Linked DNA regions of Mus musculus: all the other regions are linked to region 2. The links are chromatin loops, found by intact Hi-C in ENCODE. Cell type or tissue: left cerebral cortex. All regions are shown on one strand. Each heading gives the region's core, and the rest is flanking DNA. Links, peaks and the distances in the headings are about the cores only. Region 1 holds the start of Mir6904 (microRNA 6904). Region 2 overlaps Acbd3 (acyl-Coenzyme A binding domain containing 3). Region 3 overlaps Parp1 (poly (ADP-ribose) polymerase family, member 1).

Region 1 (10,409 bases), core at 6,509-9,008, 160 kb before region 2:
GTGCCCTCGAACTGTCACAGCACAGGGTGCTGGGATTCTCCGGCTGTCTTTATTTATGACGTGATGCTGGAGAGGTGGAACATGCCCAGCTCTGTGCCTGATCTCATTATCGCCATAGTCCCACAAGTTCTGCTGGTCCCTAGCAGGTGGCTTTAGAAAGTACCAGGGTGAACTCAGGCCTCGTGGAGATCTGGGGAGCAGCTCCCTGTCTCACTCCAGGCTCAGTTCTTACAGTTGTGTTTGGCTTTTCCACAATTCCCTGTCACTCTGCGCCAGAGATGTGGGGTTTAGCATGAAGTGTGACCTGAGCCCTTGGTCTGTCCTGGTCGTCCTGGACACTAGGGTGAACTCCAGGCCCCTCCTTATTGGCAGAAAAGGTCCTGAAGGGCGTGGCCTCTCCTGTCTGCCTGGCTGCAGGTAGCACTTGTACCTAAGAGGGCAGGTGGGCAGCTAAAATGGCTAAAGTGACATGTTACCTGGTTGCATTGAGCATCGGTCTTGTGGGTTCTTATAAAGTCCTGCATTTCTTTCAGAAAGAGAAAAGGTGACGAGGTGGATGGAACAGATGAAGTGGCCAAAAAGAAATCTAAGAAAGGGAAGGACAAGGATAGTAGTAAGCTGGAGAAGGCCCTCAAGGTGAGTCCTCGGCTCTGTGACAGACGCCCGCCCGCCGACCCTGCTCACCGAGACCAGTGCACACTCATCACTGAGAGAGAGAGAGGTCTGCTATTTCCATGAGCCCTGTGCTCACAGACCTTCTGGCCTCCCACTGTGTGCCCTACCATGGGGAGTAGTAATAAGGATGTTGGTATTGAGAGCCCAGCACTGGGAGTGGAAAGCAGGGAGTGAGCTTGTAGGTGCCTCAGTCAGTGGAGTTAAAGTCTTTCCTTGGTGTCGGTATGGCCAGCGCTCTCCTTTCCATCTTGGGAGGAGCAGCCTGCTGCTCAACCCTCCTGGCCTGCTGTCCCAAGGAGCGTGGAGGCTCACCCTGCCATACCTCCTGGCAGATAGTTGTGAGAATGAATGAGATGCTACATAACACCAGCAAAAAGTAGGCACTTTGTAGACATTGAAATCAAGATTTTAAAGTCCCAGTTCTAGAAGAGGTCGCATATATACCTGCTTGAGCTTAAGTGAGGGAAATCTACAAGTGGGTATTGGGAAAGATAATGGGGACCAGGCATTTCCAGTCACTTCTGTCTCTTGAAACAGGTTTCTGAGGGGGTGACACCAGGACCCATGCAATAAGGGATCCAGTCTTACTTACAAGTGGTCTCCTTCATACTTTGCAAATGTATTCTGAGAGGATTGCCTGGCTTTATTGTAATTGTAGGCTTTTCCATCCTCATCCAAATTCCCAAAATAACAATTCTGCGATTAGATTACTTATGAATAAATGCCTAGGCCAAAAGCTTCAGCTAGTTCCCCTACTTTGTATCTTATTACCCCATTTATTCTAAGTCCTGCCATATGGCTAGTTACCTCTTCTTAGGTTCATCAGACCATCTCCATCAGCTAATCCCCTTTCTGCACCTAACTATCCCAGCATCCTCTCCTCCCACTGAAACTCCCACCTTCTATTCCTGCCTGAGCTAATAGGCCAACAGCTTTTTCTATTGACAGGTGATGCCATACAGTGCACAAGAGATTCTCTGTGCTTTGTTTTGATTGTACAGGGGTTTGCCTGAGTGTGGGGGGTGTAAACCTGAGGGTGGAATTGGTCATACTAGCCTTGGAGAAACAGCCAGCCCAGCCCCATCAAGGGTATGCAGAAGAAGGAAGGCTCACTGATGGGCCTGGCACTGGCGGTAGAGCCTGGCCAGGAAGAACACTGTCTACCTAGTCTAGTAACCTGAGTTGAGGTTTCAAAGTAAGTCAATCATATATACAAATTTTATGTGAATGAGTGTTTTATTTACCTCTGTATATGTTTATGTACCACATGCTTGCCTGATGCTGGAAGAGGTCAGAAAAGGGCATCCAGGTACCTGGGCCAAGTTAGGGATGGTGCTGTAAGCCTCCATGTGGATGATGGAGTCAAACTCAGGTCATCAGGCCAGTAGCAAGTGGCTTTACCCATTGAGCCATTTTGCTAGCCCTGATTAACTCGTTTACAGTCCAGTAAAGACTGAGTGAGGCAAGAGAATTTCTATGAATTTGAGGGTAGCCTGGGCTACATAGTGAACGTCAGGCCAGCCAGGGTTCCTGAGTGAGATTCTGTCTTACTCCAGTCTCCCCCTAAAAGTTACCTCTTGGACTTCCTAAAGTGTATAACCCAGACCTTTTATTATCCCAAAAGGAGGAGGCCCACACTCCCTGCCTCAATGGCAATGAAGTCGCTCCTCTTTGTGTAATGTCGCAGTGCCCAGGGATGGCCCCAAGATCAAGGCAGCCCCTCACTGACCCCTAGTGACCTGATCTACAAGGCCTACACTAGGGGCTGGGTATCATAATACACATCTTTAATCCCAACATTTGGGAGGCAGAGTTAGAGGCCAGTCAGCCTGATGTACATAGTGAGTTACATAATAAAGGACCCTCCTCCCAAAGAAAACCCAGAACACCAGCAACAATAAAATCAAGCCCTTGCATTGTGGAAGGAGACAATCAACTCCCACGTTCTTGGATCTCTAAACATGCCCTATGGAACATAGTAGTGTACACGCGTTAATAAGTGAATGTAACTTTTTAAATGTAAGCTAAGAAAGCTGTTAAGATTTTGACAAGAACTGATCTCAGTTGGGGGTCTCATCCTTAGGCTCAGAATGAGCTGATCTGGAATATCAAAGACGAGCTGAAGAAAGCGTGTTCCACCAACGACCTGAAGGAGCTGCTCATCTTCAACCAGCAGCAGGTGCCGTCAGGAGAGTCAGCGGTGAGTGCCCCTGCTGTGGGGACACACAGGAGGGAAACCCAGGCTCCATGACGGTGGAGCTTATCCTGAGCTGCAGGATATTTGATCACCTCCAAGATTATGTCATTTGCTTGGAAAAACCTGTTTCTAGTTGTGGTGTGGCTCATCCCTAACACCTTTAATCCAGGAGCTTTCTGTATACTGTAAGTAGGATTAAGTAAAGTCAGCCTTAGGTCAGAGGTAGGCAAGCAGCCAGATGACAGGAAGTGAACATAGGAAAACAACAGTAAGAGGGAGTCGAGAGGACAGATAGAAGGCTGTACGGAAGTAGAGGGCAGGACACTGAGTGTGAGGGGTTTTTGAGATGGCGAGGTGTCCTCAGCTGAGGAGGGTGGTCTCCTAGGTGCTTTCTCCGCCTCTCTGAGCAGCAGAGAAAATCCAATGTTTAATGAGATTTTGTTCAAAACAATCATGGTCACCATCTCCTTCAGCCAGTAGGCCACCCCAGCCATACCATACATTGCCATGTTTGTCCTGGTTTAGAACCCGGTGAAGTACCAAGGTAGGCAGGTGCCCTTGCCGTGGATTTAGTTCATACTCTTCTGAGAGCTGCTCTCTGCTGCTACATGTCCAGGCCTGCTAAACCCACCGTGCCTACTTGGGCCACTTGTGTGGTGCAGTGCTTGCGGTAGGACCCTTCACTTGGAGATAAGGATTCAAAACATACAAAACCCAGGCTGTGTTGTCACCTGGCACCTGGGCTAAGGTAGCGCCCAGAGACAGCCTCTTTGCAGGGATAGAGCCTGTGTGAGAGTTTCTCCATCTGCATTGGTAACTGTCCTTTCCTGAGCCCTGGTCTCTGGCATGTTTCTTCAGATCTTGGACAGAGTTGCTGACGGCATGGCGTTTGGGGCCCTTCTGCCCTGCAAGGAGTGTTCAGGCCAGCTGGTCTTTAAGAGCGACGCTTATTACTGTACTGGGGATGTCACTGCCTGGACCAAGTGCATGGTCAAGACACAGAATCCTAGCCGAAAGGAATGGGTAACTCCAAAGGTAAGGTGGGGAGCTTCCTGGACTCTGTCAGCAGGAAACCATGGCTCCCTCCACCTTCTGGACATGGCCATGCTGCATGTCACACAAGGTGACAGTCCGCGCGTTTCTCACCCTTTCTCATATCAGTACTGAGGAGAGAGTTCTCTGTTCACTGCTGTAATTCCACCCTCCCTTCCAGTCTTTCTCCGCCTATAGCCATTCTGTAGCCTGCCTGTTGTTCTCTCACCTTTAGAATCTCAGCCTGTCTGCTTTCCTCCCTCACATAGCATTGTGTGCCTGTTACTGCCTTTGGTGAGGACAGTTGTAAGATGACACTGAGCAGAATTAGCCATCGATGCAGCCTGCCTGCTTATGTCTTTTGGGGTGGTGCTGCAAGATCCATTACAGCCTGGTGATGCTTGCTGTCCCCTCCTGGCTCTTAGCTGTACTCAGTTCAGACAGGACTGCTTTCTTGAGGGCAGAAATCCTCTATCTAACCTGCTTATGCCACCTGGCATTGGTGAGGGTAAGTCTGAGGTGTCTGGCACCTTGCTTACCATTCACTGAGTGTGGGCACAGCTGGGAAAGTTACCCTTCTGTGTAGAGACTCGAGCACAGGGGTTGCTCTTCACCAGACGTCATCAAGTGGCCAACCTCCGTAGGGCAAGGCCTACTGTAAGTCTCAGAATAATTATGATAATAATTAATGATTATGATAATAATGACTAATTCCCAGTGAATGCAAGAGGGCTCACAGCAGGCTCTTCCCTAACGAGTGAGTGACTTATTAGCCTTGTCTCCTTTGGGAAACGTGAAGATCTGTCACTGGGTGTGTTTTGTTGCTTGGTTTTGGATCCTGCATACCCTCCGCAGCATAAATTCCCTGCATCAGAGTGGTGCACCCTGGGAGTTGATGAGCCTGCACTGACACAACATCACCCAAAGCCCATAAGTTACATTAAGGCTCGCTCTTGGCGTTGTGCAGTCTGTAGGGTCTGATAAACATAGAATGGAACGTACCCATCAGGAAAGCATCATTTACAACATCTGTTCCCTAAGACTTCCCATGTTCTCTTTGTCTTTCCACTTCCAGCCTCTGGAAACCACTGATCTTTTTTCATCAGCTCCATGTTTTCCTATTTCTAGCACTTCTATAATGTCCTGTGCAGCCTGTTGGGCTGGCTTCCTTTACTTGGGGGAACGTGTAGTAAGGGTCCCCTGTACCTGGGTAGTTCCTTGGATTTTGATGTTTAATAATAGTTCATTCTATCTCTTTGTAGTCCTAGCTGTCTTAGAGTTCACTATGTAGACCAAGCTGGCCTCAAACCTATAAAAATCTGCCTACCTCTTCCTCCTAGGTGGTAAGATTAAAGGTGTGCACTTGTCTGTCACCTACCCTAACCCTGGCCTAAGTGTGCTACTCTTGGGGGCTTTTTAAACCATGTGGTAGCCCCTGATAGCACATGATAGACACTTGAGAGAAGTGACTTGGGGACAGGATGGTCCCAGTATGCCTCCTAGGTCTAGTGATGCTTCCCCCACTAAGTTGTCAGCTAAGGTTTTTATTTTGTTTTAAAATATTACCCTTAGTTGAGGAGGGGCACATGTAGAGGCTGAGGACAGCTTGTGGGAGATTCTTCCACCATGTGGGCTCTGGGCCAAACTCCATCCCTTGGTTGGCAGCACAAACTGATCACCTCGCTGGCATTTTATTCCTAAAGGGTGAGGTTTCTCACCTAGGTCACCCGTAGCACCTGGATTATGTAAATGTAGGGATGAGCCCTGTGAAAACAACAGTATATACGCTTTCTTCCTGGGAACTTTAAGCCTTTCCTATTTAATTATAGGGATTTTTAAAAGATTATTTAATTTCACAGGACAAATCCCACTTAATCTATTGTAAGTTTATTTTAAGAGACCTCTAATGTCTTTAAAACTAAAACTTAACATTGTTTAGGAATTCCGAGAAATATCCTACCTCAAGAAGTTAAAGGTCAAAAAACAGGACCGAATATTCCCTCCAGAAAGCAGCGCCCCAGCACCACTGGCACTGCCCCTCTCTGTCACCTCAGCACCCACAGCTGTGAACTCCTCTGCTCCAGCAGGTATGGCTCCGGGAGGGATTATGGGTGGGGTGCCATGCAAGGACATAGCAGAATGAGGAGGATGTCCTGTGATCCATGTACTGTGGGGCTAACATTCCTTGGGACAAGTTCAGGTTATATACCAGTGTAACATGGAACAGGTCCCCAGTCTCCAGGCCCATTGTCCTCCCTGTACTGCCAACCATCGAGAGCCAGGGAGACCCTGGTCATGGGTAGGCATGACCTAGGCCGCAGAAGCAGTGAGGTCAATGCCTCGTTGGAAAGGAGAGTGCCGCTTGCTCCTTCAGGCCCGTGGAGACTCCTCCGCTGTAAAGGTGGAGGCTGTGCTGGAGTGGGCAGAGGACAAGGTTCTGCTTCTGAGCACTAGGCCAGCTGCACCTAGTCTGCCCATAATGGTGAACTCATTACCCCAAGTCCTCTCTGCTGCTTAAAGCCTGGGGGTTGCTGCACACGTGGTGGTCTGTAGGATCTGCTTTCTGGTCTCCTTGTTTGCACTTCATACCCAAATCAGTGATTTTGTTCTCTACAGAGCCTTAAGAGAAATACAGGTAATGTCCTCAATATCCACCCCCTAGAAAGAACAGACAAGATCTCCCAGTTGGGAGATCCGAAGCAATGGCCTGTGGCCTAGCTATAACCAGTGCTGTGTTTCTACCTTCAACTCATCCTTACCAACATCCTTACCCCATCCTTACCAACCTGACAGTTAGTGCTGTCACCAGCCTGACATTAAGGCTGGCCACCCTTTGCCTAGAACAACTTAGCTCAGTGTGGCCATGCTAACCAAACCTTTTAGCTTTGTCAGCAACAAGTCTGATTTGCAAATAAGAACTGTGCTTTCTTACTCAGGAGTTAGGAGAGGAGAGTGTGAAGCACTCAGAGCTCTCCACCCACCTTCTTCTAGCCTTCTGGTCTCTCATCTCTCTAGATGCAGCCTTTCTAGTCTGCCCCCCCCCCCCCCAAGCAGTCCCCGGGTAGCCAGCCTGGGTCACCTGTTCTGTGTGTGGCCTATGCCCTACCCAGTTTTCTCAGTTGCAGAACTCATGGGTTGGGTCCTTGATTTGCTGTTCTGCCCTCTGTTTCCCCGCTGCCTGTTGGCGCCTGTCTTCATAAAGTTTTCCCAAAGAAAAGAGTGAAGACCAAGGCTGGCCAGGCTCTGTGGCTTCTATGGTTTCTCCTAAAGCCAGCTGTTTTGTCTTGCCTCCATTCATCCTTTCCTGGGGTTAGAGTTGAGTGGTCGTAGCCTGTTGCTTCTGATCTCTTACCCCAGACAAGCCCCTGTCTAACATGAAGATCCTGACTCTTGGGAAGCTCTCCCAGAACAAGGACGAAGCAAAAGCTGTGATTGAGAAACTCGGAGGCAAGTTGACAGGATCTGCCAACAAGGCCTCCTTGTGTATCAGCACTAAAAGTAAGTTCAGTGGTTCAAATGTGGTGAAGGTTGGTGTGGCACAGCTAGGGGTCAGACTCACCACTGTAGCCTGATGTAAAGCTAGGATCTGTACTGTAGTATATGTGTTCACAGTGGCTCAGTCCCGTAAGCTTACACTGCTCCCCAGTGCTCCATGGGGTATCCTGGGTCCTCTGTAGGTAGGTGGAGGTTATTAATTACTTTGTAGTCTGGTGATGGAGCCCAGGCCCGCATTTATGTTATAGACTTTCCTGCTGAGTGTTAGGGGTCTGGGCCTAAGAGTCCATTTCAGTTGTGTGCCTCCTGATACCACACTCAAGGTTTAGAGAAGGTAGCCTCCCTTGGCTTTGCATACCCAAGGGGCAGCCAGGCGCTGGAGCGTGACTGCTGGGATGAGATTCAGCTATAGCTTGGGAGAGAAGTTGGTGGTGATGGGGTCATTGGCGTTGTCGGGCTGTAGTGAGGATGCGTTCAGTCTATCGTTGGGGTTTTCCTTTCTCCCTGTCTGGTTGTAAACAGAGGAGGTGGAGAAGATGAGTAAGAAGATGGAGGAAGTGAAAGCGGCCAACGTTCGAGTTGTGTGTGAGGACTTCCTCCAGGACGTGTCTGCCTCCACTAAAAGCCTCCAAGAGCTGCTCTCGGCCCACAGCTTGTCCTCGTGGGGGGCTGAGGTGAAGGCAGAGCCTGGTGAAGTGGTGGCCCCCAAGGGGAAGTCAGCTGCACCCTCCAAGAAGAGCAAGGGTGCTGTCAAGGAGGAAGGTGAGGCCCAACTGACCTGCCTGTGACTTTTGTTCTGTCCCTAAGTGCTGCAGCGAGCAGTGTCCTTCAGTGTTAGCGGACACAAAGCAGCAGGCCCTCGGCAGCAGGTGGTGTGCGGCGCCATGACACGTGGCTCTGGAAACTCTCCTGCCTTTGTCTTGGTTGAGTCTTTAAGTTCCTCTGTCCTTTCCTTCCAAGGTGTCAACAAATCTGAAAAGAGGATGAAATTAACTCTGAAGGGAGGAGCAGCCGTTGATCCTGACTCTGGTGAGTGGTCAGAGCCTCCCCGTGCACCCCAAGAGATTAGGAGATATCTCCAGTCAGTGTAGCCAGAAGGGAGCAGGCCAGTCCTGGAAGCATGTGGGTCAGTGGGGACCTCTAAAGGTGGTGTGACATGAAACTTACTGGGGACACGTAGGCCCACAGAACCCTCTATTGCACCCTAGCCCTTCAAGGGAGAAAACTATAGGAGCTTTGCCTCTGGGGCAGGTCTGGAACACTCTGCACACGTCCTGGAGAAAGGTGGGAAGGTGTTCAGCGCCACACTTGGCCTGGTGGACATTGTGAAAGGGACGAACTCCTATTACAAACTGCAGCTTCTGGAGGACGACAAGGAGAGCAGGTGAGCCCAGGCCTCCAGACCGAGTGTGTGCTGCCTGCCTTGGGAAGGCAGGCCACTGCAGGGCCTGAAGCAAGAGGAACCTTCACAAAAACCCAGTATTTGAAGTCTCCCCATAAGGAATAGCCACTATGGCTGTTGGTTATGTTGCTGTGCTCAGCCATCACAGTGTATCTTCACCACTCCTACTAGGCTATTCTCTTAGCCATTCAAAAGACAAAACAAACCCATGGTTTATTATGGAACACGTTAAGATTACATTTTATTCTTTTTGTTTGTAACCCTGGCTCTCCTGGAACCTTTGTGGGCCAAACTGGCCTGGAGATCCACTTATTATTGCTTCCCAAGTGTTTCGATTAAAGGTGTGCACTACCACACCTGGCTTCACATTTATTGTTCTATGCTATTCACTGCTTTTTGGGATGATAGCGATAGTTTCAGTGTGTTTAGCCATCCTCTCAGAGTTGTAGAACGCTTGCCTAGTGTGCTCAAGGCCCTAGGTTCTACCTGCAGCACCTCTCAACCAACTCATGAGGGAGAGAGTGCGCTTTTAAAGCTGCCCTTACGGAGGAAGGCCTAACAGAGCAGAAGCTCACCCTGGTCTCTGTCCCTTTACAGGTACTGGATCTTCCGGTCCTGGGGCCGGGTGGGCACAGTTATCGGCAGTAACAAACTTGAGCAGATGCCCTCCAAAGAGGACGCTGTTGAGCACTTCATGAAGCTGTATGAAGAGAAGACTGGGAATGCCTGGCACTCGAAAAACTTCACAAAGTATCCCAAGAAGTTCTACCCTCTGGAGATTGACTATGGCCAGGTAATCATAGCAAGATCTGTCCCTTTAACTCCACGGGGTGACTCAGGTGGTGACACTGAACAGTGACACATGTTTAGAGAAGAATTAACAGTACCAGGGCGACGCCGGGCAGAAGTGGCACACGCCTTTAATCCCAGCACTCGGGAGGCAGAGGCAGGCGGATTTCTGAGTTTGAGGCCAGCCAGGGCTACACAGAGAAACCAAAAAAAGAATACTAGGGCAACAAATTCTTCCCCCCAACTTGGAAGAAAACATAACTCATGCCGTGAGGCCAGTTTCACCCAAGATCGTGAGAAGAGTACGTTGAACACCATCTCTAACATAAAAATCGTAACTAGTCAGTCAAGCAGGGTACAAGTACCCCAAGCTCAGGGTAATACAAACAGAACTTGAGGTAGTTGGCGTTTCAATATGCCCCGAGAACAAAGGGTAGAAGTCACGTGAACATCTCAGTAGCTACAGAAAACATTTTGTAAAATGTATACTATACCATAAGACTTTGAATGAAACTTGGATAAGTTAAGAACAGAGTGGAGAGAGCTCAAGCTGGGTTTGGACTCTCAGCCTCCTGAGCGCTGGGCTTGCAGGTGTGCAGTTACAAGCTTTGTCACGCCCACTGGCAGTAGAGATTCTGAGATACCAAGGAAAGGTGGTTTCTGAAGCTGCTCTGGGGCTTCACTGTAATGCTTAACTTGTAGAAGATTCCAGTGGAATCCACGTCAGCACTGAGGGAAATGATGGCGGGTTGGGAGAGCTGATGTGCTCTGCCCTGGTATAGATCACCTGTCTATCCTAAAGTCTCCCTGTGGGCCCTG
Region 2 (10,409 bases), core at 2,722-5,221:
TTTTTTTTGGGGGGGGGTAGGGTGGGCAGGGGTTGTTTGGATTTTTTGTTTGTTTTCTTTCTTTTTTTTAATAATTTTTTTAAAGATTTATTTTATGTATATGAGTATACCACCATTGCTGTCTTCAGACACACCAGAAGAGGGTATCAGACCCCATTACAGATGGTTTGTGAGCCACTATGTGGTTGCTGGAAATTGAACTTGGGACCTCTGGAACAGTAGTCGGTGCTCTTAACCACTGAGCCATCTCTCCAGCCCTTTTGTTTTCTTTCTTCTTTTTCTTTTTAAGATTTATTTATTTATTTATTTATTTATTTATTTATATATATATGAGTACACACTGTAGCTGTACAGATGGTTGTGAGTATTCATGTGGCTGTTGGGAATTTTATTTAGGACCTCTGCTCGCTCCGGTTGGCCCCACTCTCTTTGGCCCAAAGGTTTATTTTTTATTATACATAACTACACTGTAGCTGTCTTCAGACGCAACAGAAGAGGGTGTCAGGTTTCATTGCCGGTGGTTGTAAGCCACCATGTGGTTGCTGGGATTTGAACTCAGGACCTTCGGAAGAGCAGTCAGTGCTCTTACCCACTGAGCCATTTCACCAGCCCCTTGTTTGTTTTCATTTGGCTTGGTTTGGTTGTTTTTTTAGATGCCACTACTACCAGTAGTCCTAAACTTCTTATGTGATCCAGGCTGAGACGCCAACCCTACCTCCCAGGTACTGGGATTACAAACAAGTACTGCCATACCAGATCTTCTTATGCTTTTTAAAACTTCCCCCAAAGTATATGTTTTTTAAAAAGTAGTATAAATGATTGCAGCCTGCTGTATCCACTAAGTAAGTGTCCCAGTCAGTGGCATCCAGAGGAGTTCATTGATTTTACTGCAGAGTTCCAAGATTACCTTCTCCCACCATCATGTAATGTTTTGAATGTACTGATGTGTTTTGGTTGCATGCATTTTTTTGAATAGCTGGTGCTTTTTCCTTGGAAGTGATTTAGAGTCTAAGCCTTAGAGTATTTTTTTAAAAGTCTTGTGTTTTATGTAGTGGCAGAGAGAGGTGTTTAAACCCAGCACTGGATCTCTTTGTGAGTTTCAGGCCAGTCTATACAGATAGTTCAAGGTCAACCAAGGTTGCCTAGTGAGACCCTGTCTTTGGGTCACAGTGGCAGGAGCTTGAGACAGATGATCATATCACCTCCACAGTCAAGAGCAGAGACAGATGTTGCTTTCAACTGGGTTTCCCCACTCATGCAGTTCCAGACCCCTGTCTAGGGAGTGGTACTGCCCACAGTGGGCTGGATCACATCAATTGATGTTATAAAGACAGTTGCTCACAGGCCAATCCAATCCAATATAAACATTGTTTCACCAGTCTTTTCCTAGCAGATTCTAGGTTATATCAAGTTGACAATTAAAACTAACTTGTATGGTGAGTCATCTTAACCAACCATCAGGAATTTTTCTTTTTTGGAGGGGGAAGATTTATTTATTTTATATGTATGAGTATTTTACCTGAATGTATATCTATGCATGTGTATATACCTGGTGCCTGCATGACCCAGAAGAGGGCATCAGAACCCTGGAACTTGCGTGGCAGATGCTTGTGTGAACCACCATTTGGATGCTGGAAACTGAATATGGGTTTTCTGAAAGAGTAGCCAGTACTGTTAGACACTGAACTATCTCTCCAGCTCCTACAATCTAAATACACACTAGTTAAGTTTTAATGTCTTTGTTTTCCATGAGTAAGTTGTTTTATTTCTCTAAGTAAAGACCACTTTGTGTGTGTAATAAAAACACTGCAGTTTATAACATAAAATAATGATGAGGGCCGGTGAAATGGCTCAGTGGGTAAGAGCACTGACTGCTCTTTTGAAGGTCCTGAGTTTAAATCTCAGCAACCACTTAGTGGCTCACAACCACCCATAATGAGACCTAACCTTCTCTTCTGGTGCGACTGAAGATAGTTACAGTATACTTATGGGTAATAATAAATAGACCTTTGGGCCAGAGAGAATAGGGCCAACCAGAGCGAGCAGAGATCCTAAATACAATTCCCAACAGCCACATGAAAACTCACAACCATCTGTTCAGCTATAGTATAGTCGTATACATAAAAATAAATAAATATTTTTTAAAAAATCTTGATTTTGAGCTAAGGTATATCAGCAGCTTTCATTGGTATTGTATGACATGACAGTCATGGACAGAGTATGCGTGTTCTGTGTTCAGAACCAAGGCTGAGTGGAAGTTGCCTTCATGCAGTTGAGTAGAGCTCAGTTCTACCTCAGATTTATTATACTCTAATTTTGAATGGATTTTTTTAGTCCTTGTGCACTCAGAAACCCTGTACTATTGCCAGATTTCAACACCACCCCCCCATACACACACACATTCAGTGCTGTGGCCTCCATATGGATGTGTAACCCAGTGTAAAAAGTTGGGTGAGCCGGGCCTTTAATCCCAGCACTCCGGAGGCAGAGGCAGGAGGATTTCTGGAGTTTGAGGCCAGCCTGGTCTACAGAGTGAGTTCCAGGACAGCCAGGGCTACAGAGAAACCCTGTCTCGAAAAAACAAAAAAAACAAAAAAAAAAAAAGCTGGGTGCTAGCCAAGTATCCTACCACTGAGAGCTATATTCCCCAGTCCTCTTTTTATATTTTGAGATAAGAGTCTAAATTGCCCAGGCTGGCATTTCATATCTCAGTCTTCCTGCTTCAGCCTTCCAAGTATCTGGAGTTACTGGCCTGTGTCAGTGGACCTTGCAGATGTCTTTGTACTGTCTCTTTCCCTGCTTTGCTGTGTGGATCACTCCAGCTTCAGGCTCAAGACACTGCTGCCTCAGCCTCCTAAGTGCTGGGATTGTAGGGTGTACCCAGACCAGTACAAAATTTTAAGTGAGAATTTGACCTCTCACTTCATTATCATAACCCTTAGATCAATGTTTTTGTTTGTTTGTTTCTTGGTTTTCCAAGACAGTGTTTCTTCGGGTGGTCCTGGCTGTTGTGGAACTCACTATATAGTCTAGGCTGGCCTAGAATTTATGGAGATCCTCCTGCCTCTGCCTCGTGAGTGCTTAGACTAAAGGCATGCACCACTGCCACCACCTGGCCAGACCAGTGTGTTTTTGTAACTTGATTGATAGTTTTATTAAATTTTAGGGGAGAGGCAGATGCAGGTATAAGGCCAGCCTGGACTATTGAAGCCTTGTCTCAATCAGTTAATCAATTAATCAATCAGTAAATGGATAATTGGATAAATGCACATGTGTGTGTGCACATACATACACAAACTTTATTTTATTTTTTTATTTTATTTATTTTTATTTTTTGGTTTTTCGAGACAGGGTTTCTCTGTGTAGTCCTGGCTGTCCTGGAACTCACTCTGTAGACCAAGTTGGCCTCGAACTCAGAAATCCACCTGTCTCTGCCTCCCGAGTGCTGGGATTAAAGATGTGCACCACCACTGCCTGGCTCACACACACTTTATTAAAAACATTTTGTTGGAGCCGGGGTATGATTCAGTACATAAGCACCTGATGAGGCTAACATTAACTCCCTAAAACCTAAATTAAAAAAAATTTTTTTAATGTATATGAGTACACCATTGCTCTCTTCAGACACCAGAGAGGGCATCAGACCCCATTACAGATGGTTGTGAGCCACCATGTGGTTGCTGGGAATAAAACACAGGACCTCTGGGAGAGCAGTCAGTGCGCTTAACCGCTGAGCCATGTGTCCAGCCCTAAATTAAAAAATTTTTTAAATTATGATTATAACCTTTTTATGAATATTTATTTCTGTCTATATTAGAATAGTTGTCCGTGTATGAGGGTTTTGTTTGCTACTTTATATATCTGTCAAACTTACCAATTATAACTTCTGTTTTTGTGAATCTTCTGTGGCCATTTGTTTCTTTGAAGTATAATTTTCAGTTTCTGTAATTTTAACTTCTGTAGTTGAAGGTGAGGATGGGGAGAAAGCTCAAGTGCTGTTGTTGGGTTTTTGGGTTTTTTTTCCCACATCAGTCTCTTGAGTGCTGTGCTGGCATATTTAACATACCCAGTTGTGTAGTTTGAAAGTATCTCTCTGTGTCCCTGGTTGGGCTGGTTCTCTTTAATCCAGGCTAGCCTCACACTCACGGATCTGCCTGACTTCATCATGAGTGCTAAAATCATTGGCATGCAATATCATCCCCTGCCTATAGTTGAATTTTATTAAAAAAACAAAAACATTTACTTCTATTCAATTTTAAGAATATATATCACTGCTGGGCATGATGGCATATGCCCTTAATCTCAACACTCAAGGAGGCCAGTGACATCACTATACTTAATTGTTGTCCTTAGTAGTTTTATCTGAGATTGATTGTTTAATCATGTTTAGCTGTCAGTTGGTGTTATATTAGTGTTTATTACAGGTATGATAAAGCTGGCAAAAGTTAATTAGTAATTTCTTGAATGCTTTAGAGCAAATGCATGGTGTCAAACTTCACTCCTAGGCAAGTGTTAGCCGTTCTGGAAAGAGCATCTTAACTTTTTCTCAATTTGTAGGCAGCATTACAGAAACAGCAAGAAGTAGTGATGGCTGGGGCATCATTGCCTGCATCATCAAAGGTGAACACAGCTGGAGCAAGTGATACACTGTCAGTTAATGGACAGGCCAAAACCCACACTGAAAATTCCGAAAAAGTCCTTGAGCCAGAAGCTGCAGAAGAAGCCTTGGAAAATGGACCAAAAGGTATGGTTTAGCACATATATTTATCCATCTAGGTGTCACTCTTAGACCTCCTGAAAAGCAAAGATCAGGAAGCTAAGCCAAGTAGCTTCTGGGAGCACTTACGTGAGTGTGAGCCCAGCTCCTTTGCTCTTTGACTCTGAATCTGATGCTTCTGATGACACAGACATCAACAAGCAAGGCTGGGGATCTAGTTCTGTTGAGAGAGAGCAGTTGCACAAAGCCCTGGGTTTAGTTTGAGGCACCACATGAAACTGGCTGTGGTGGCACACGCCTCTTATCCCAGCAGAGATTTGTTATTTAGACAAATGTCGAATTCAGCAGTTAGAAGTAAGGATAGGGAGGTTCAAGTGATTTTTCTTTCTTTTGCCCCACCTGAGCCTGTGAGTGCTGAGCTGGGTTGAAGCATGTGTGGTAAGGAGGATTCCTGAAACTCTTTCTGACCTTCCTTGACCTTTTAGAACAAGTAACAGAAAAATAGCTTCAGAGAAGACCATCTTTACTTTAGTCTTACCAAGAATTTATACCAGTATTTTTTTCAGTTATTGATTTACTCTATAAATATATGTGTGCATACAAGGAGACCAGAAGACAACTTGCATAATTTGGTTCTCTTTCTACCATGTGGGTTCTGATGAATAACCTCAAGTAATCAAACTTGGTGGCAAGTGCCTCACCTGCTGAGGCATCTCATTAGCATTTTGTTTTGTTCTCTTCCTTCTCCTCCTCCCCTTCCCCCTCTTTTTCTTCTTCTCCTCTTCCTACTTTTTTTTTTTTTTTTTTTTTGGAGGCAGGATCTCACTCTGTAGCCCTGGCTGGCCTTCAACTCAAGAGAGCTTTGTCTGCCGCCAAAGTGAGTGCTGGGACTAAAGGGGTGCGTGTGCCACCACAACTGTTGATTTGTTTCCTTTTGTGGCAGCTCAGGCTGGCCTCCAGCTCACTGTGTAGCTGAGGGTGACTTTGAGTACTAGTTCCTACTTTATGTAGTGCTAGTGACTGAGCCCAGGGACGTGTGCATACCCAGCAAGCACTCTGACCTGAGCTACGTACCCGGGTCTGCGAGGGTTTGCACATGAGAGGAAATCTTGTAAGGGAATCCCATTAACTTAACTGGAAAACCTGCTGAGTTCTGCAGTAAACATGAATACTGCTCAGTAACAAGATGTTTGTCCTTTCCAAATGAGTCCCTCCAGTGGTTCTAATGTTGTCCAGGATTTTCTGTTTCTCTTAGCTCTTTTCAGAAAAGCCCTTAGAACTTTAAGATGCTCAGAGGTTGAGATTTTTCAACAGGTAGAATGAAATGAAAGCAGATTGTTAAGAAAAGTCACTTGTAAGATTGTGGCTTCTGTTTTATTGAAGGGTATGATGACCTCTGAGCACCTCTGACCTTGGATATTATAATAACCTGAGAAGCCTTTCTGTTCCCTCCATCCTTGGTCTGAGCTAGCTCGGTGTCAGAACACAGGTAGCCCTGTGCAGATGTTCTCTGCAGGCTAAGAACCCTCTGGCTTCAGCTTTTGTAAATCCTGTTGCCTTTAGACTCTCTTCCAGTGATTGCAGCTCCATCCATGTGGACAAGACCACAAATCAAAGACTTTAAAGAGAAGATTCGGCAGGATGCAGATTCTGTGATTACAGTACGTCGAGGAGAAGTCGTCACCGTCCGAGTCCCGACTCATGAGGAAGGATCATACCTATTTTGGGAATTTGCCACAGACAGTTATGACATTGGGTTTGGGGTTTATTTTGAATGGACAGACTCTCCAAATGCTGCTGTCAGTGTGCATGTCAGTGAGTCCAGTGACGAGGAGGAGGAGGAGGAAGGTAGGCCTTGGCTCTCATTGGGTCCTGCTGACACTCACGGACCTTGTTTTACTTACAGTCTTATATATTGGAAAGCTAAGCCATCTCACCAACCCCAGAACCAGTTATCTTAATGGCTGAGCCAATTCCAAGGCTTTGGCATTTTGTTGTTGGAGGTTTTGTTTTTGTTTTTTTTTTGGCTTTTTTGAGACAGGGTTTCTCTGTGTATCCCTGGCTGTCCTGGAACTCACTCTGTAGACCAGGCTGGCCCTGAACTCAGAAATTCTCGTGCCTCTGCCTCCAGAGTGCTGGGATGGCATTTTGTTTTTAACAATATTTATTCCTAAGTACTACAACAGAGTGAGACATTTCCCATAATACTTAACAAAAGCAAAAATAGAAGGAGGGGGCAAGGAAAAGTAAGAACAGTTGAGCTGTGAGTACTGCCTGCATCCCAGCAATGGGGCCAGGAGCTAAGCCTGTGCCAGCCTTCCTCATACAACAGAGACTCATTCAAATAGATGGAAAGGAAAGTGTGTGTTCCTCGGAAAGAGATTTTGTGAATGCTTCATAAGAGTCCTGAGGAGTATTTTCAGTGATAGGGTTTGTGCTCTGGGTGCACAAGATCCCTAGCACCTGAAAAACAAAAAAGGAAGAGACAAAGTTAGTTCTTAGCTCTGGCTAGATGTGATTATCCTCAACTGTAATCTCAACACTAAGGAGTCTGATGTTGGAAGATTATTATTTGATGCCAGCTTGGGCTATATAGTGAGTTCCAGGTCAGCCTGGGCTACTAAGATAGACTCTGTCTCAAAAACTGAAGACAAAGGGCTGGAGAGATGGCTCAGTAGTTAACAGCATTCCCTCCTGAAAAGGACCCACACTTGATTCCCAGCACCTACATAGTTGTTTATAATTGCCCATAACTATAGTTCAGAGGAACTCTGCAGGCACCAGGCATGCACTCACTTCCTGTACATCATATATGCATACATGCAGGTCAGAGTCCATGCCCATAAAATGAGTCTTTTAAAAAGCTAAGAAGGAAGGAAAGAAATTGCTCTGCTCTAAGGTCTGGTTGGTGTTCTCTTGTCCTGCCCACTAGAGATTTTTTTTAAGATTGATTGATTTTTGTTTTTTTTTTGAGACAGGGTTTCTCTGTGTAGCCCTGGCTGTCCTGGAACTCACTCTGTAGACCAGACTGGCCTTGAACTCAGAAATCCACCTGCCTCTGCTTCTCGAGTGCTGGGATTAAAGGCGTGCGCCACCACTGCCCAGCAATTTATTTATTTATTATATGTAAGTACACTGTAGCTGTCTTCAGACACACCAGAAGAGGGCATCAGACCTCATTAAGGATGGTTAGAAGCCACCATGTGGTTGCTGGGATTTGAACTCAGGACCTTTGGAAGAGCAGTCAGTGCTCTTACCTGCTGATCCATCTCACTAGCCCAAGATTTTTTTTTTAAGGGTTTGTTTGTTTGTTTGTTTTATGTATATGAGTATACTGTTGCTGTCTTCAGACACACCAGAAGAGGGTGTTGGAACCCATTACAGATGGTTGTGAACCACCATGTGGTTGCTGGGAATTGAACTCAGGATCTCTGGGACAGCAGTTGGTGCTCTTAACCGCTGAGCCATCTCTCCAGCCCCCCATTAGAGATTTTTAAAAAGAAAATTCCTTCCTACTTTCTCTTCTGACCCCCTAGCTAATAAGTTTGGGGATTATTGCCATTGGGCCAATAGCTGTTAAAATGGACTGGAGTGATGGCTCAGGCACTTACTGCTCTTGCAAGGATATCCAGGTTCCGTTCTCAGCACTGATGCAGGCTCAGAGCCGCCTGCACCTTCAGGTAGGGGTTCTGACACCTCCCTCTGGCCTTCTCACACACCTGCTTATATAGGATACGCATATTGACAAGTAGGCACAAATGTACAAGTAAACATTAAGATATAAGGCAATCATAAGGTTTTATAAAGAAGAGAACTGGTAAACCATAGCTGAGGTCTTTGACCTTAGCTGTGCTGTATGTGTCTCCAAGGGAAGGTGGGGTTGTCTACTCATAAACATTTCTCTCTCTCTCTCTCTCTTTTTCTTTCTTTCTTTCTTCCTTTCTTTCCTTCCTTCCTTCCTTCCCTTCCTTCCCTTCCTTCCCTTCTTCCCTTCTTCCTTTCTTCCTTTCTTTCCTTTCTTTCCTTTCTTTCCTTCCTTCCTTCCTTCCTTTCTTCCTTTCTTTTAAGAAAAAAAAAAACCCAAAGATCAATTTCGGCAAATTTTCTTTTTTTAAAGATTTATTTATTTTATTTATATAAGTACACTGTGGATGTCTTCAGACACACCAGAAGAGAGCATGAGATCCCATAACAGATAGTTGTGAGCCACCATGTGGTTGCTAGGATTTGAACTTAGGACCTTCAGAAGAGTAGTCAGCTCTTACCCGCTAAGCCATATCGCTGGCCCCCAAATACCTTTTTTCTTAAAAAATTAATTTTTATTTGTGGGAGCATGGGTCTGTGGAGATCAGAAGAAGGTGTTAGAGTGCTGAAGTTAGAGGTGGTTGTGAACCACCTGATGTGGATGCTGGAAACCAAAGTTAGGTCCCCTGCAATGTAGTAAGTAACCACAACCACTGGGCTTTCTCTCCAGCCCAGCATCAAAGACATTTAATTGAAGTCATTGCTGTAGTAAAGCTAATTTTATTTGGGTCTCCTTTATGTGTGCTGAGATTTTGTTTTGTTTTGCTTTTTAAGATGGGGTTTCATGGCTCAGGCTGGTGTGTAGGCAGAGTGGCCTTGTGTCTACAAAAATGCCCTTTGCATTCCTTCCTCTGGGATCACAGATCATGTCACCAGAGGGTTTGGTTTTTCTTACCTTCTGATTTGGGATTTCACAGCTGGCCCAGACAGCTCTTATACTCATTGTGTGGTTTAGGTTGCCCTTGAATTTATTACAGCCCTTTTGCCTTGTTTCCCTTGTGCTGGAATTATATACTCTCTTCTCTTCTCTTCTCTTCTCTTCTCTTCTCTTCTCTTCCCCTTTCCCCTTTCCCCTTTCCCCTTTCCCCTTTCCCCTTTCCCCTTTCCCCTCTCTTTTCTCTGTTTTCTTTTTTTCTTTTTCCTTTTTCCCCTTTCCCCTTTCCCCTTTCCCCTTTCCCCTTTCCCCTTTCCCCTTTCCCCTTTCCCCTTTCCCCTTTCCCCTTTCCCCTTTCCCCTTTCCCCTTTCCCCTTTCCCCTTTCCCCTTTTTCCCCTTTCCCCTTTCCCCTTTCCCCTTTCCCCTTTCCCCTTTCCCCTTTCCCCTTTCCCCTTTTTCCCCTTTCTCCCTTTCTCCCTTTCTCCCTTTCTCCCTTTTCTTTTCTTTTCTTTTCTTTTCTTTTCTTTTCTTTTCTTTTCTTTTCTTTTCTTTTCTTTCTCAAGCTTTCAAATGTTTAGAATTCCCCCCACCTCCAAGGGTTTCTCTGTGTAGCCTTGGCTGTCCTAGAACTCACTCAATAGACCAGACTGGCCTCAAATTCATAGAGCTCTGTCTGCCTCTGCTACCCAAGTACTGGGATTACAGGTGTGCACCACCACTACCTGGCTAGTTTCTCTAGTTTTTGTTGTTGTTCTTTTTTTTTTTTTTTTTTCTTTTTCTTTTTTTTTTTTTTTTTGGTTTTTTGAGACAGGGTTTCTCTGTATAGCCCTGGCTGTCCTGGAACTCACTTTGTAGACCAGGCTGGCCTTGAACTCAGAAATCCGCCGAGTGCTGGGATTAAAGGCTTGCACCACCATGCCCGGCTTCTCTAGTTTTTAACTTCTTAAATTGTACTTATCTTAATGAACCATTATTGATAGTGGTATTGGTAAATTTGTCTGTAATTATTCAGA
Region 3 (10,409 bases), core at 1,734-4,233, 150 kb before region 2:
TGGAAATTGCCCTGCCTGAAGTGTGTGCCTCTGTCCCAGCCTGAGCTTGAGTCTGGCGTGCCCATTGTCTTGGGTCTCTTGCTGCAACAAAACACCAAGACCAAAAGGCAAATTGGAGAGGAAAGGGTTTATTTGGCTTAGACTTCCAGATTATAGTCCATCACTGGGGGAGGTCAGGATAGGAACTCAAACAGGGCAGGATCCTAGAGGCAGGAGCTGATGCAGAGGCCATGGAGGGGTGCTGCTTACCTGCTTACTTCTCATGGCTTGCTCAGCTGCTTTCTTAGAACCTAGGACCACCAGCCCAGGGATAGCACCCACAATGGGCTGGGCCCTCCCCCTGAGTCACTAGTTGAGAAAACGCCTTACAGTTGGATCTCAGAGGCATTTCCTCAAGGGAGGCTCCCTTCTCTGTTGTAATGACTCTAGCTTATGTCAAGTTGACACACAAGATCAGCCCATACCCCCATCTTCTGCCTCTGTTTTCTGCCAGGCAGTCCAGGTTTTACTGGTGGTTGAAGTCTGGGCCAGGTGTTTCCAGATTCTTGGCCTCTTAGTCAAAGGATTGAAATAAAGGTTTGCAAAAGTAGTGTAGGTTGGGTGATTCTCTGTTTTAATTGGCAGTCTTGTGCATTTCTTCTCCCTGTGCATGTGATTTCAGTCATTCGAGGCGCCTCATTTCCCATAGGCATAAAATAGTGAAGAGAGGATTTATCCTAATTTAGAGTACTTACCATTGAAACACCATGACCAAAGGAACTTGGGAAAGAAAAGATGCATCCACATCACAGTTGATCGTGGAAGGAGGTCAGAGTCGGAGCCTAGAAACAAGAGCCGATGCAGAGGCCGTGGAGGCAGGCTGCCTACTGCTTGCTCCCAACGGGTTGCTCAGCCTGTTTTATAGAACCCAGGACCACTAACATCTCAGGGGTAGCCCTACCCAAAATGGACTGTGCCCTCCCATATAAATCAGTAATGAAGAAAATGCCCTACAAGCTTGCCTACAGCCCAGTCTTATCAAGGCCCCCTCCAGTGACTCTAGCTTATGTCAAGTTGGCATAAAACCAGACAGCACAGGAGTCTCTACAGAAGTCTGCTTAAAGGACAGTTTACTTTATTTTATTACCCAAGACCAACTGAGGCTTGATCAGCCTTCCTACTCATACCCAGACATAACTAGAATATTATCTATCTAAATTTTATGTTGTTTTTTTTTTTTAAGATTTACTTATTTTATATAAGTACACTGTAGCTGTCTTCAGACACACACCAGAAGAGGGCATCAGATCCCATTGCAGATGGTTGTGAGCCACCATGTGGTTGCTGGGAATTGAACTCAGGACCTCTGGAAGAGCAGCCAGTGTTCTTAACCGCTGAGCCATCTCTCCAGCCCCTATGGTTCTTAACTTACTGCCTTGTTTGGAGGTCGGTGTGCCCACGGCAGACAGAGGCTTTAGGTGCATTGGATGGAGGAGAATGTGTGCAGAATGAACAAGTGAGGCTCCCAGTGTTAGAACAGGGTGCCTACATGGGCCAAGCAAGTGGAGTCCCAGGTAGCTAAGCTGTTCCTAAGTGTGCCTGCCTCACAAGTAGGATATGATGCCAAATGTACCTTTTTAGCAGGAAAGCTAAGGTTCTTGTTGAGGAGGCTCCTGTTTTTAACTACGAGAGACAGCACAGATAATCAGAATTCTTCGGTTTTTCCAAACTTGCAATAAGACAGTGTAAAGGCCACCCTCAGCCTCCTGCACGTGCTCAGCTTATTCTGTGTGGGTTACATTGACGTCACATGGTTGGGCACGCACTGAGCCAGCCGCGGCACACATGGACGGGGGACTGGCCTCAGATAGCTGGTGGTAGAGCAGTACTTGCTGGGCATGTGAAAGGGCCTTTGGCCCATCCCTAGGACTGCGTAGGGAGAGGGAAGTTGTATCATGTCACCTTGTGTTCCGTCGGTGAGCTGGACTCCTGGTCAGAATAGTTTCACCTCAGTAATGGTGAACCTGGTGTTTGTAGCTTGACTCATAGTCTAGCGTATAGGCAAGAGCTCTGAGCTTCTTCTCGAGCAGTGCAAACGGATAAAGAAGTGACAGTCAGGCTCTGGCCTCGGCCTTCAAGTGTCAGTCCCTGGCAGTGTGAGCTGCTCCTGGTGTCCCTTAGGTCAGTCCATCGGTATCCTTCCTCTCTGGGTGTCCCCCGCCCTGACTCCGCATGCCTGTTTTCCAGGTGGTTGACAGAGATTCTGAAGAGGCCGAGGTCATCAGGAAGTACGTGAAGAACACTCATGCTACCACGCACAACGCCTATGACCTGGAAGTGATCGATGTAAGAATCCTCTTCCCTTTTCCGTGCTGCCGGGTCTCCCTGCCCTGCCTGTCCCGCCGGGCTCAGGGAGGATGAGCCGTTTGCCCTGCCTGTCCCGCCGGGCTCAGGGAGGATGAGCCGTTTGCTCTTCTTTCTGTTTTCTTTTGCTTTTTTCTTTGTATTCCTGTATATCTGTATTCCTGGCTGTTTTGAGACAGGATCTGTATTCCTGGCTGTTTTGAGACAGGATCTGTATTCCTGGCTGTTTCGAAGCTCTCTCTGTGCAGCAGGCTGGCCTTCCTCTGCCTGAATGCCGGGGACTAAAGGCTTGTGCCACCACTGCCTGGCTCTACTTTTAGTAAACAGAAGTGACGTGAGCAGGAGAGTGAGCGCTGCTGTACAGTTGGCTGTGTGGCTTTTTCTGTGTACTTAGAGTGCCCCAGATTTGTCAGAAAACATGATTACCGGGAGTTTATGATTCCTCAGGCCAGATGAGGTACACGTCTGTTATCCCAGCACTCAGGAGGCTTAACAGACCAAGGCTAGCCTGGGCTGCGTACTTAGTTCCAAGTTAGCCTGGTCTACATAGTGAGAACAACCTACAAAAGAGGTTCCTTAGGTGTGTACCTGCTGCACGTCAGCCCCGGTGTCTGTAATGGCTCGTCTCTATAAGTGGAGCCTTGGGACACGTGCATTGTCATCCCATCCCAGCCCGTGGATGGTGTGGCAAAGCTAAAGTGTTCCTGTGGCAGGTGGTCAGCATCGGAAGCTCCCGAGTCTGTTCATCTCTTGGGTGAACCTGAGTAACTGTATCTGTCTCTCTCTTGCCAACCGTCTGCCCAGATCTTCAAGATAGAGCGCGAGGGGGAGAGCCAGCGCTACAAGCCCTTCAGGCAGCTTCACAACCGGAGGCTGCTGTGGCACGGCTCCAGGACCACCAACTTTGCTGGCATCCTGTCGCAGGGTCTGCGGATAGCCCCACCTGAAGCGCCTGTGGTAGGTGGCTGTCCTCTCTGGGGCGGTGTGGAAGGATTTGTCCCTGCAGTGGTCTCCCGGTGCTTTGAGAGTCCAGCCTACAGCAGGCCCTCTCAGGAGGGAACAGGCTTTGGAGCCCAGGCATGCCTCTTCCTTTCCTCAGCTGGCAGCAACCGTGAGCTCCCAAATTTCCACCATTAAAAAATAGGACAAGGGCTAGAGGATGTTGCCTGCTGGGTCACAGAACGGACCAAGTAAACGGGCCCTCTAAGGTGGAGAAGAAAGAAAAGGGCTTGGTGACTATAGCTCTCATTCACGCTAGGTACTGGTGTGTGGCTGAGTGGTGACATCAGTGCCTGCTGGATGTGTATGTGTGCCTGGCTTGGTCTAAGTAGTGATCATTAACTCGCTCACATTAGCCTTATGAAACTTCCTGGTAAAGAGAAAGAGTCCGCTCTCACGTGACTTCCCCAGCCCACCTGTAAGCACTGGCCTTCCATAGAGGGAGCCGTCCCTCTCCGAGGTGATGGCTGTGGGCCTTGGCTGGGCAAAGTGCTTGTGGGAATTCACTGCTGGAAGGTTTTCAGCTGTCCTTCTTCCAACTCTCCAGACAGGCTACATGTTTGGGAAAGGGATCTACTTTGCCGACATGGTGTCCAAAAGTGCAAACTACTGCCACACATCTCAGGGAGACCCGATTGGCTTAATACTGCTGGGAGAGGTTGCCCTTGGAAACATGTGAGTACCTGGACTCTGAGGCCAGGGTGGGCAGAGTGGACTAGAAGAAGTCTTCTTGGCTTTTAAGTGCAGTAGTAGATGGCAGCTCGAGGGAGGAGTCAGGGGAGAGTTAGAGAAGCTATGAAAACCAAACAGGAGCCAGGACGAAGGAAGGTCATTCAAAGAGAAGACCCTATTCCTTCATCCTCTGGCAACCTCTATCCTTTGAGCTGTGACCAGAACTAGATGAAGTAGGCCATAGGGTAGACTAGACAGGAACTGTCAGGCAGCTGGCCACAGCTCCAGACAGGCCTTTCTTTGAAAATAACCCCACAGGAATGGTACTGTTGTAGGCTTTGTACTTGAGAAGAATGCTCTGGGCTCTGAAGTGTCCAGGAGCTGGGGAGGGAGGTGCCAGGGTGAACAGGGCTCTGTGGGCACTTAGTTTATGTACCAGTAAAGATGCTGAGGAAGGTGTTGGTTTAGGAGCCCTGTGACCAGAGGCTCTTCTGAGACTGTCCTCTTTTGAATAGGTATGAACTCAAGCATGCTTCACATATCAGCAAGTTACCCAAGGGCAAGCACAGTGTCAAAGGTACTGTCCCTCCAGCCTGACACGGCAGATTCGGGTGGAGGTTCATTTAAAAACAAAACTGTTTGATTCCCGTGTCATAATACCATGGGAGTTCTGTGGAATACCAGGAACCAAGTCAGGGCACTGGGAGCCTCAGCTTTTAAGCCGTGGTATCAGGGCCAAGAGCGACCTCTGGTGCCCCTGGACTTATTGAATGGGTAGCATATGATGATCAAGGCCTCCTTGGGGTGTTCGCCACAGTATAACGTCATCTGGGCCACGGTGACTTCACTGGGTTAGAGCATTGCCTCAAAACCTTCTTTACAGTAGCTGTGCTTGCATCTGAAGATTGTTTAAAGTGAACACAAACCCTGTATAAAATGGATGTATGCCCAGGACATTTTCACAGCCCTTGTTACACATCCCCTGTTAAACCTAGAACTTGACTCTTCCATCTTACAGGTTTGGGAAAAACCACCCCTGACCCTTCGGCCAGCATCACCCTGGAGGGTGTAGAGGTTCCACTGGGAACAGGGATCCCATCTGGTGTCAACGACACCTGCCTGCTGTATAATGAGTATCCTTTCTTGGCTATGCTGTGTGCTCTGGAGCTGTACCAGCAGGTATGCATGCTCTTAGATCCCAGGACAACTTGCCTCTTGGGTGGTCTCCTGTGTCAACTTGAGGTCTGACTCCCTGCTGTATGGATAAACCTGTCTCTCTGGGCACTAGCCTTCCCTACTTTCAGGAGATTGCATGTTGGGTAAGAGATCTTGGGGACTCAACTGTTGGCTCCTTGACAACTGCCCTCCCCAGGTACATTGTCTACGACATTGCTCAGGTGAATCTCAAATACCTGCTGAAACTCAAGTTCAATTTTAAGACATCCCTGTGGTAAAGTGCGAGGGGTGGGCTGTGCCCAGCACCCAGGGCCTAGGGGGCAATTCTCCCTAGTGCCTCTGCACCAGACACCACAAAACCTCAGCCATGCTGCCGCCGAAGGGTGGCCCCCTCACCGAATCTCCTTAGGAAGGGTTTTATACAGACAGGTTAAAGGGCTCTGGTTTCAAGTCCCTTGTCCATGCTGCACTGGGGCAGGCCGGTTGTTTGTGGTTTGTCCTACCAGCCACAGCTCCATAGACAGCAGCTGGCAGTAGAGCAAAAGTTGGGGAGAGGATTTTGTTGTTTGCCTAGACTAGTCCTGAGGGAAGAAACACCACGTCACAGTCACGATGTCTGCCTTACTGGCTTCCCCAGGGAAGGAAAAATGTGCTTCCTCCCTTTTTTCAAGGGTTCATCTTTGCTTTAATTTTGGCAAAATGTTAAGCATTTATTTTGAGCTAAAAATAAAAGTTAATTTCATACTATATAGATTTTCTTTTTTATCTTGTATGTCCCCCTCTTAGTCTGCTGAGCTTTTGTTTTGCTTGGTTTTCAGTGATAGACATGGGATAGCCAAAAGAAGGGACTACCTGAAACCCCTAACTGGGGCGACTGAGCCTGTAGTGTGGTCAGTTCAAAGTTGCATTTGGGATTCTATGTCTTCCAAATTGAACCGTCTGTAATCAGTACAGCCACCCAAAGGGCTATAGTTCTCAATTAAAATGCAAATGGATATCTACTCTCGTGTTGTGTGCCTCATCTCCTCTGACAGGGCTATGGTTATCTTCACAGTGAGGAGTCTCCATAGGCCCTGTAGGTATGAGCTTCTATAGCATTGAGTCCCAAAAGTGTATCTCCAGATTCCCAGTGCTTGGCAAGGCAGGAGGACTCAGCTATATGAGTGCTTCTCAGCCTTCCTAAGGCTGCACCCCTTTTAATGCAGTTCCTCATGTTGCGGTGACCCTAAGCATAAAACTGTTTTTGTTGCTTCTGATCAGAAGTGTAGTTTATCTGCTGTTATGAAATCATAATGTAATTCTCTATAGTTTTTCCATGGTCTCCTATAAAAGAGCTGTTCAATCCCCAAAGGGTTGCAACCCCAGGTTGGGAATCTCTGCACTGTACTGTCCTAAAACCACGGGCCATCTAGAGCTAGCTGGAATTCGAAAATCAGGCTTGACTGTTACGTTCAGCTCTGAAAGTCAGGGCCCCTCCTGACCTTCCACAGACGAGTGCAGGACTGACAGGCGCAGGATCGACTCCCACCATCCCTAACTCAAGGACTCACAAGTTTGGGGTTGTTTTGGTGGTAGTTTGATTTCTGGTGGGAGGAACAAAAAGCAGAACTCACTCAAGACAGGAAAGAAGAAAAATGAAGTGTTCTATTTCATTTGTGGTCTAGGGCTCTGTCCTGTAGAATCCGGTGTGTGGCCGCAGTCAGACTGGGGGACATGAGGAAGTGAGACTTCTGATGAGGGGTGTGACTGCCTGGGCACGTGGTCAAGCTCTTCTTAAGTGTTGAACGTCTCCAGCCCCTTGTAGATGAAAACTGTCAGTAGGGCTCGTCAACTACCATCGCCTTTGTACCAGCAGAGAAGAGCAAGTACCTCACAGGGCTTACTGAACAAGGTGACTCCTAAAGTCCATATTCCCACTTCTGACTACTTTATTCTAAGCAGTGGCTTCTTGCAATGTTCACTTGGTACTGTTCTCCATGTTTAAGAAATCTAAGTCTTAGCCGAGTGGTTGTGACACATTGTTTTAATCCCAGCAGCACTCAGGAGGCAAATGGATCTCTTGCGTTCAAAGATAGCCAGGGCTACACAAAGAGACCTTGGGCTGGGGGAGGATCTCAGGCCTTGCCCCGAGAATGACAGCTGTCTTTGTTAGGGCTTCTACTGTAGTGAAGAAACGCCTGGCCATGGCCACTCTTACAAAGGGAAGGTCTCTCTCCCCTCTCTCCTCTCTCTCTCTCCTCTCTCTCTTCTCTCTCTCCGTCTCTCCCTCTTCTCTTCTCTTCTCTTCTCTTCTCTTCTCTTCTCTCTCTCTCTCCCCCTCTCTCCCTCCCTCCCTCTCTCCCTCTCTCCCTCTCTCCTCTCTCCCCTCTCAGTTTTTTTTTCTCTTTGTAGTCCCCTCTGTCCTAGAACTTAACTCTAAACTAGGCTGGCATTGAACTCAGAGATGGTCTACCTCTGCCTCCCAAGTGCTGGGATTAAGGGATTAAAGATATGTGCCACCAAAACCGACTAGAAAAAACATTGAATTGGGGCTGGTTTGCAGTTAAGTGTAGTTTAGTCCATTGTTCTCATGGAAGAAAGCATGGTGCTATGCAGGCAGCCATGATGCTGGAGAAGGACCTGAGAGTTTTACATTTTGATTGAAAGGAAGGGGCCGGGGGCTTCTGAAACCTCCAAGTCCACCCCGTACTGACACACTTCCTCCCACAAGGCCACCTCTTAATAGTGCCACTCCTGTGAACTTATGAGGCCATTATCATTCAAACTAGCACAGCAACCAAAAGTGAAGTCACTATAAATGAAAAGCCAGTGCTTCGGCCCATGCTGGCATGTCCACAGACCTAACAACAACCTTACCCCAAAATTGAGGGTCTGAGTGCCATGCTCTGCCCACCTAGTAAGCAGCCCTCGGGCAGCGTCTGTTCAGCCCGTCCTTGGCTGTTCAGACTGTCCTGTTGCATTGTCTGAGAAGCACTGAGTTCCTGCACTGTGCTGGCCATCAGGATTCTGTGTGGTCTGACTGTACTCGAGTGTTGCCCTCTTAGGGAGGTGAGGACCAATCCTTCAACAAACACAGCACATTTCAAAGCTGCTGTAGAGTGATGTGCCTGGAACTTGACCTTGCTGTAAACATCAGGGCCTGGCTTTCAGGAATGAGTTTAGGCCAGCTGAGATCCAGGGCTAGCACAGTATACACAGTGCACACTGATGAGAGCATGCTATTACATTACTGAGTCCTAGCACTCGGAAGGTAGAGGCCAGCCTGGGCTACACTATGAGACACTCGTCTCATGAAAAGCTGATTTGGGGGGCTGGCGAGATGGCTCAGCGGGTAAGAGCATTGACTGCTCTTCCAAAGGTCCTGAGTTCAAATCCCAGCAACCACATGGTGGCTCACAACCATCCGTAATGAGATCTGACGCCCTCTTCTGGAATGTCTGAAGACAGCTACAGTGTACTTACATATAATAAAAATAATTTAAAAAGCTGATTTGGGGCTGAGAACAAGGGGATGGAAAACTAGCCTCGGTGAAGGACTCTGGTGAAGGCGGGGGGGGGGGGGGGGCATCTAACGTTGACTTCTGGATCCTGACATTGAGTACACAAGCACACACAAAGTTTTTAAAATATTGAAGAAAGGGTAAGAGGACACTGTGGTAAATATGTATGGACTGTCTTGGTGGGATCCATTACTTAGCAATGAATGTGCTAATACCCGAGAGAGTGATTTTATTGGACTTGGCATATGCAAGGATTTTATTAACAGTACCAGTTAAAAGGAGTTGGGGTGGGAAGCAGGGCTAAAAAGATAAAAAGATGCCTCAGTGGTTAGAAGCACTTGCTCCTGCAGAGGATCCAGGTTTGGTTCTTGGCACCTGCACAGTGGCTCCCAAGCATTTATAACTCCAGTTCCAGGGGATCTGCCATGCTTTTCTGGCCTCTGCAGGCAGGCAAAAATACTCATTCATGTAAAAGGAAAGGGGGAGAGTATAAAAATCAAGTACAAACTGGGCTATGAAAAATGGCAAAAGGACCAGCTAAGGCTTTGTGTCCAATCAGAGGTAAGGCTGGGGCGGTCACATAGGGGCGTTGACTGCAATTTTAAGTCCAGCAAACTTCAGGAGGAGGTTTTCTGGGGATGAGTGACTGTTAATCGTTTAAATAGTCTTTACTCTGAAGGACAATACTCTCGGGACAGAAATGAGAGATGGGGTCCATAGACAGCCTTCAACTCCATAGGTCATCTGAGTCCCCAAACACAGTGTGACAGTCTTCTAAATCAGCCGATCCACTATCCATCTGACATCCTGAGAATGTAAGAAGCTAGGAAATACAATCTGGATCCAGCACTGCATTTCCAATCTCTATGAACCTGGCTCCCTTTAAGTCTTTAACTGTCTGACCTGTCCTCCCCTTGACCACGAGGCCATAGGCCTCTCTGGCTCTTTCCCTGGGAAGCCCAGCCCCACTTCCAGGCAGGCTCTCAAGGGCTTAGAATAGGCAGCTGCTGTCTCAGCAGATGGCCAGGCTAATTTTAGCCATGCGCTGTTACTCACCCAGGGACCAGGCTGGGCTTTCTAGATTTGAATAAGCCAGCGTGCTACTTTGGGTTACAACCAGTAACCAAAGTTTTGAATTGTGATTTCTATGATTCTAGCATTTGTTGGGAATTTCAGAAACCTAATTTTAAAGGGTTTTGTTTCTCCGAGTGGTTTGATGGGCAGGTGACCATTGGTGCTGCCTTCTTGGTGTCCCCAATGTCCCAGGGATACCTATTGCTCTTTATGTTCCTGGATAAAATGAGAATGGAGCCAGCCACCTTGGCTTCTTGAACCATCCACCGAGCAGCTTCTGGGTGATGAGCTGCATCTTGAAGCTCCAGAGGACTGCTTTTCCAGAAGACATTGGAGCTCTCATAGGTGGTGCTTCATGGCACTTAAGGAGTTGGCGAGTCTGGAAGTTGAGACTCTAGAGAAGTTGTGTTTCTCCAAGTATTTTTTTTTTCTTATTACCCCTGTCTTAGCACCCTGACATCAGCAACTTAAGGAGAGTGTGTTTGCGGGAGGGTGAGTCAAACTTAGTTCCCCTACAGAAGCAACCTGAACCATCTCTGCAACCCCAGGAAGGGTTAGGGTACAGTCTGTTGAGGCAGCAGGAACTATAAGCAGCTGGTCACATTGCATCTCCAATCAAGAACAATGAATAGCTGTGCTCAGCTC

What was found. Hi-C counts contacts between places; a loop is a spot of excess contacts. Peaks named below come from ENCODE experiments on the same cell type or tissue, not always from the same donor. Only the 100,000 strongest peaks of a DNase experiment are listed, where the experiment ranks them.
Region 1: a loop joins it to region 2, with 2.2 times the contacts of the local background. A loop is called at or near these places in 5 of 42 quality-filtered maps.
Region 3: a loop joins it to region 2, with 3 times the contacts of the local background. A loop is called at or near these places in 6 of 42 quality-filtered maps.

The regions. Positions count from the first base shown.
Region 1 is chr1:180,580,000-180,590,408 of GRCm38, forward strand. It overlaps Parp1 (poly (ADP-ribose) polymerase family, member 1), which reads left to right. Exons shown (of 23, transcript NM_007415.3): 5 at 534-636; 6 at 2,759-2,875; 7 at 3,731-3,907; 8 at 5,844-5,991; 9 at 7,262-7,402; 10 at 7,922-8,161; 11 at 8,360-8,428; 12 at 8,651-8,783; 13 at 9,399-9,594. Mir6904 (microRNA 6904) reads left to right here and starts at 7,202; the gene lies at 7,202-7,268. In left cerebral cortex, for the core only: no CTCF peak of the experiment used is centred there; a DNase peak (open chromatin) is centred at 8,006.
Region 2 is chr1:180,740,514-180,750,922 of GRCm38, forward strand. Acbd3 (acyl-Coenzyme A binding domain containing 3) reads left to right here. Exons shown (of 8, transcript NM_133225.3): 6 at 4,558-4,744; 7 at 6,281-6,565. Among named protein-coding and RNA genes, the nearest start is that of Acbd3, 20 kb to the left of the region's middle. In left cerebral cortex, for the core only: a CTCF peak has its summit at 3,664; no DNase peak of the experiment used is centred there.
Region 3 is chr1:180,595,064-180,605,472 of GRCm38, forward strand. Parp1 (poly (ADP-ribose) polymerase family, member 1) reads left to right here. Exons shown (of 23, transcript NM_007415.3): 18 at 2,227-2,325; 19 at 3,148-3,300; 20 at 3,890-4,017; 21 at 4,530-4,591; 22 at 5,033-5,147; 23 at 5,387-5,936. The coding sequence ends at 5,468. Among named protein-coding and RNA genes, the nearest start is that of Mir6904, 13 kb to the left of the region's middle. In left cerebral cortex, for the core only: no CTCF peak of the experiment used is centred there; a DNase peak (open chromatin) is centred at 2,689.